Regions from separate parts of the Homo sapiens genome. Here region 2 is linked to region 1. A link is a loop called in an ENCODE intact Hi-C map of the cell type or tissue named here. Cell type or tissue: OCI-LY7. All regions are shown on one strand. Each heading gives the region's core, and the rest is flanking DNA. Links, peaks and the distances in the headings are about the cores only.

Region 1 (2,911 bases), core at 183-2,682:
TAAAATAAAATAAAACAGCCGGGTGTGGTAGCACATGCCTATGGTTCCAGCTACTCAGGAGGCTGAGTGGGGAGAATTGCTCGAGTCCAGGAGGTCGAGGCTGCAGTAAGCCATGATTGAGCCACTGCATTCCACCCTGGGTGACAGAGCAAGGCCCTGCTTAAAGAAAAAAAAAAAAAGAATATTTAGTTTCTATGTATGTCTAAATCAAGCTTGTTAGTTGTGTGGTTTAAATCTTCTATATTCCTACTAATTTAAGCTACAGTTTTGTAACAAAGATGTTAAAATTTTCCACTATAATTGCAAGGTGGTTTCTCCTTCAGTTTTGTTTCTATAGTTGAGACCAAATGGTTAGATGCGCAGAGGCTCAGGATTAGTACAGTTCTTGAAGAATTATTTATTTTATAATTGACTAGCAACTTGCTTTTTATCTTAATGACTCATTTGTCTGGTATTAATATTGCTATACCAGCTTTCTGTTGTATACATATTTCTTTCAACTTTTATTTTTAATCTTTCTGTGTTGTTCGGGTTTAGTTGTATCTTTAAACTTTTGATGGCCAGGTGTGGTGGCTCATACCCGTAATCCCAGCACTCTGGGAGGCCAAGGCAGGTGGATCACGAGGTCAGGAGTTCAAGACAAGCCTGGCCAACATGGTGAAACCCTGTCTCTACTAAAAATACGAAAATTAGCCGGGCATGGTGACACGCTCCTGTAGTCCCAGCTCCTCGGGAAGCTGAGGCAGGAGAATTGCTTGAACCCAGGAGGCAGAGGTTGCAGCGAGCCAAGATCGCACCATTGCACTTGAGCCTGGGTGACAAAATGAGACTCTGTTTCAAAAAAAAACAAAAAACAAAAAAACTTTTGGATAGATGGATTTTTTTTTCATTCTAGGAGTCTCAGTCAATTAATAGGCAAGTTTAATACATTTACTATTATTGTAATTACTCATATATTTGGACTTACTTCTGTTAACTTACCTATCAGTCTTTTCTCTAATTTTGTCCTCCCATCTTGCACGTTATTATTGGCTAGCTTTTTTTCTTTTCTTTTTTTTCAAGACAGAGTTTCACTTTGTCACCCAAGCTGGAGTCCAGTGGTGCGATCTCGGCTCACTGCATCCTCAACTTCCCAGGCTCCAGTGATCTTCCCACCTCAGTCCCCCAAGTAGCTGAGATTACAGGCATGTGCCACCACACATGGCTAATTTTAATATGTTTAATAGAGACAAGACCTTGCCATGTTGCCCAGGCTGGTCTTGAACTCCTGGACTCAAGTGATTTGCCCATTATTGGCTAATATTTTATTTTTACTTTTTTTCTTCCAGTTTTGTAGTCAATTATCACATTTTATTCGTCCCCTGAATCTTGATGTTGTAATGAGGCTATACTGCCCCCATGTGGTACGGACTGCCCAGGAACTTTATTCTGAACTAGTAGTCTGCAAACTTGCTGTAAAGGGCCAGTTAGTAAATATTTTAGACTTTGAGGGTCTATAGTCTTTTTTCTTTTTCTTTTCTTCTTTTTTCTTTTTGTAGAGATGAACCCTCACTATGTTGCCTAGGCTGGTTTCAAACTCCTGAGTTCAAGTGATCCTCCTGCCTCAGCCTCCCAAAGTGCTTGGATTACAGGCATAAGCCACCATACCCGGCCAATTTCACTTTGTTTTTAATCTTCTGGGCTAATTGTCATGATCATTATTAATATTAGTATTATTTATAGCAATGCTTGTTAGGTTAACTATCATTTAAATTCTCCTGGATTTAATTTCCACTCCAAGGGAAGCAAACTTCTTAATAGTTCATTCAGTGAGGATCCATGAATGGTAAATTCTCTGCCTTTGTCTGAAAATGTCTCCATTTTAGCCCTCCCTTTTGGATGATAGTTTAGCTGGGCATATAATTCTAGGTTAACAGATACACTTCTTCAGTGCTTTGAAGATATTAAAGGCTTGTCTTCTGGCATCCATGGACAATGCTGAGAATTCTATTAATCAAAGTGTTATTTCTTTTTAGGCAAGTAGTTTTATCTCTTTGGTTTCTTTTTTTGTTTGTTTGTTTTGTTTTGTTTTTTCATTTGTTTATTTTTGAGATGGAGTCTTGCCTTCTCGCCCAGGCTAGAGTGCAGTGGTGTGATCTCAGCTCACTGCAACCTCCGCCTCCCACGTTCAAGCGATTCTCCTGCTTCAGCCTCCCGAGTAGCTGGGATTACAGGCACACGCCACCACACCCGGCTAATTTTTGTATTTTTAGTAGAGACAGTGTTTCACTATGTTGGCCAGGCTGGTCTTGAACTCCTGACCTCAGGTGATCTGCCAGCCTCAGCCTCCCAAAGTGCTGCGATTACAGGCGTGAACCACCACACCCAGCTGGTTTCTTCTAAGATCTCTATGTCTTTGATGTTCTCTAGTTTCTCCACAGTGTATCCAGATGTGTATTTACTTTTTATTTACCCTGTTTGGATAATGTGATACTTTGATGACTTGTTCCTTCAGTTATGGAAAAATCCTGTCATTTTGCATTTTGAATTTGCCTCTCCCCACCTCACGTTGTCTTTAATCTCTTCTAAATCTATAAAACACATGCTCAACCTACTCATTCTGTCTTCCACATTTCCTTATTGTGCTTTCATATTTTCATACTTTTCATCTCTTTATATCTCTGTGCTACATTTTAGATGATTTCCTTTTATTTATCTTCTATTTCTGTAATTCTCTCTTCGATGTGCTCTTCTCTGCTATTTATCTCAGAAATTTAATTTATAATTTCAATGAAAATATTTTTTACATCTAGATCTATTTGATTAGTTTCCAGGTCTGCTTACTCTATTTTCAAAATGTTTTTTCTTTATGATTTTGATTCCTTCTTTTTCTTCTCATGTCATTTTAAACACATTTCAAAGGCATGTCTGC
Region 2 (2,911 bases), core at 169-2,668, 53 kb after region 1:
AAGCGGAGGGGAGGAGAGGGGGAGAAGAAGAGAAAGGAAAGGGAAGAAGAGAAAGGAAGGAAAGGAAAGGAAAGGAACAACCACAAGCATCCACATCCAGCTTAAGGCAGAGATGAGTTTGCAGGAAGGAGGGGAAGCCCAAGGGCCGGAGTGAACCAGGAGCTGAAAACCAGACGGTGGCTGCGTGAGTGTGGCCAGCGCAGGCCGAGGCTTCCTGGTCCTGGGGTCCAGGGCTTGGACTCTGACTCCTCCACGGAGATGAGAGGTGTGGCCTGGGGGATGGACATGCAGAATCGAGACCCCTGCATAAAGCCAGGCCCCTTCAGTTCTGCGGTCTCCGTGGAAGGACAGAGCAAAAACACCCATCCCCAGCACAGGGAGATTGGGAGAGGGTCTGTCACTATGGGAGAAGGAAGATCAGAGATATTGGCAGAGCGGTCTCCAGAACTGATTAAAATCAGGCACCAGCAGATTCAGGAAGCCCACTTGAGTCCTCAGCAGGCCCCAGCCCTGGACACAGGGGCTCAGGACACAGCCACTACTAGACAGGAGACTGTACCCTCCGGGCCTAGTGCCTTACCAAGCACTGCTCCTGGGAGAATGTTTGCTGAACGGATGGTGATGGGGAGAGGGAAAAGAGAGGGGAAAGTGAGGGTGTCTAAGTCCAGCTTGAGACAAGGCCGGGGGATTCATAGTCTCCACCCACCCTCTGCCTTCAGAGGTCCAAGGATGGGGTGGGCACCAGCATGGGGCTGGGGGAGCCATGGGGGCCAGGGGTATCTGCTGTGGGCTCAAGGAGCCCTCCCAGGGCTCAGACCCCAGCCTGAAACTCTCCCAGCACTCCAAAAGCCAAATCCCACCCAGCTCTGGGCTGCTTCATGGGGCCCCAGACTGGAGAAGACACCCCACGAAGGGTCTCTAAGGAAGAGGCGCTGGTGGTCAGGCCTGGGCAGCTGTGGGAGCTGAGAGTTTAATGGGGAGAACGTGCTCTGTTGGCTTCACGCTCCAACATCAGGGGGAACCAGCTGCACCGTTTCCCCAGAATCACGGTCTCTTGAGCCCAATATTCAAATATATGCAGACGTCGGAGCCTGGACTATTTTTAGCTGAGACTCAGAGGGAGATGATCTCAGGCTGACTCGGAGAGTGGCCCAGTCCCAGAGGAGCGCAGAATCAACCTGAAAAGTCAGGCTTGGGGACCACCCCCTTCTCCTGCTGTAAGCGCCTGGATTCTGCACCCCAGGTGCCCTGAAGGTCTGTGTTGTGGGTGTTTATTTGGGGCGGAGGGACTGGTCTGCATCCCTGGGGAGCTGTGTTCTCTTTCCTTCGATGCCTTTTTTCAGCAAACACTTTGCTTTTCTGCGAAAAGACAAAGCGGGCTGCATGCTGGAGCCAGCGGCCTGGCTAGGGGGCCGTTTACCTCCCGACTCGGGATGCGTGGCTCAGCCTCTTATTATCTTGAAAGGCAGCAGAAGTCTGACCCCTTCTGTGTGAGCTTCCCATGGCTGTTATAGTCACTTACCACCGGCTGTGGCTTAAAACCGCGGGAGCGTATTTCCTCACAGTTCTAGAGGCCAGAAGTCCAGCATCAGGGTGCCAGCAGGGCCGTATTCCCTCTGAAGGCGCCAGAGAAGGGTCCATCTTTGCCCTCCCAGCTTCCGGCGGTCACCAGCAGGCCTTAGTGTTTGCTGGCGCAGCTGCATGGCTCTGATCTCTGCCTCTGTCTTCACAGGGATTTCTTCCCTGTGTGTCCCCGGGTCCTCTTCTGATAAGGACACCAGTCATTGGACTTAAGGCCTCTGCTAATCCAGTCTGGCCTCATCTCAAATTGAAGAACATCTGCACACACCCTATTTCCAAGTAAGATCCTATTCACAGGCACCAGGGGTGCCTTCAATGCATCTTTTGGGGGGAACACAATTCAACCCACAGCATCTTCTGTGTTGTTCTGCCCAAGGACAGCCACCCCCCAGCAGCCGCGGTGAGAAGTTCCCCCAGGTTTGGGGTTTCCAATCTTGGGTGGCGGCAGGCTGGGAGCCAGGGACCGCTTGAGCCTTACTGTGCTCTCCTGCTAGGAGGGGCGGCAGCTCCTTGCCCCTGGAGACAGCGCGGCTCCCCAGAGCAGCTGAGTGTCTTGCAGTCATCAACAGCCACCTCATCTCAGAGGCAGCACCTGGAATCTTACCTGCCTCACCTCCTTTAGTCCTCAAAACACCTGTGTCCCAGGATTATGTCCCTTATTCTACAGAGGAGGAAGCTGAAGTGCAAACTAAGAGGAAGTTCCGAAGCAGCAGGTTGGGGTGCCAGGTGCCAGCCTGGTGAGGAGCTCGGGGCTCTCGCGAGGACCGTGACGGGGCTTTCACCCCATCTTCCCTTCTGAGTCGGGCTTGTTGGGATGGGGTGGTGGGGTCTGCACCTGCACAGCCAAGGAGGAGCAGGGCAGCCTCACCCTAGCACAGTCCTGAAAAGAGGGCCCCGCCCCCTTTAAGGGAATACGTGATTCCCTTTTAGAGAGTGCTAGGCCGATACTTGGAGGAGCCAGTGTGGTCGGGCAGAAAGGGGTGGACAAACCTAAACCCTACGGACCTCTTTTTTGAGACCCCAAACTGCCTGGGCTCTTGCCTCCCAGAAGTCAGATCTTCCCCAGGGGAGGGTGTGGGAAGGTGGGGTTAGGGAACATACAGGGTCTTTGGGAGCCTTCTAAGTCAGCCAAGGCAGCTGGGGCAGCTGCAGGGCCAGAGCACAGGGAAGGCAGGTCCCCAGGTCTAGCTGCTCGGCCTCCAGCCCCGCCAGGCCCAGCTAAGAGGGTGCTTTGGCTGCCAAGAGAAGAACCCAGGGTGGGGACTGCCTCCTGGACCTCCACAGGCAGCTGGCCTCCTACAGTCCTGCTGGGACCTGGGACCCCGTCCTC

What was found. A loop is a pair of places that touch in the nucleus more often than their neighbours do. Peaks named below come from ENCODE experiments on the same cell type or tissue, not always from the same donor. Only the 100,000 strongest peaks of a DNase experiment are listed, where the experiment ranks them.
Region 2: it touches region 1 in a loop (3-fold over the local background); 5 of 110 quality-filtered maps call a loop at or near these places.

Annotation. Positions count from the first base shown.
Region 1 is chr17:77,009,860-77,012,770 of GRCh38, reverse strand. No RefSeq gene overlaps it. Among named protein-coding and RNA genes, the nearest start is that of SNHG20, 77 kb to the left of the region's middle. In OCI-LY7, for the core only: CTCF peaks have their summits at 1,191 and 1,405 (motif pointing left); a DNase peak (open chromatin) is centred at 1,400.
Region 2 is chr17:76,956,479-76,959,389 of GRCh38, reverse strand. The region is part of intron 2 of LOC105371899 (a long non-coding RNA gene); the gene reads left to right. Among named protein-coding and RNA genes, the nearest start is that of MGAT5B, 90 kb to the right of the region's middle. RefSeq lists an enhancer at 642-1,555. In OCI-LY7, for the core only: a CTCF peak has its summit at 1,465; DNase peaks (open chromatin) are centred at 1,069, 1,529 and 2,219; H3K4me3 peaks cover 2,320 bases; H3K27ac peaks cover 1,912 bases.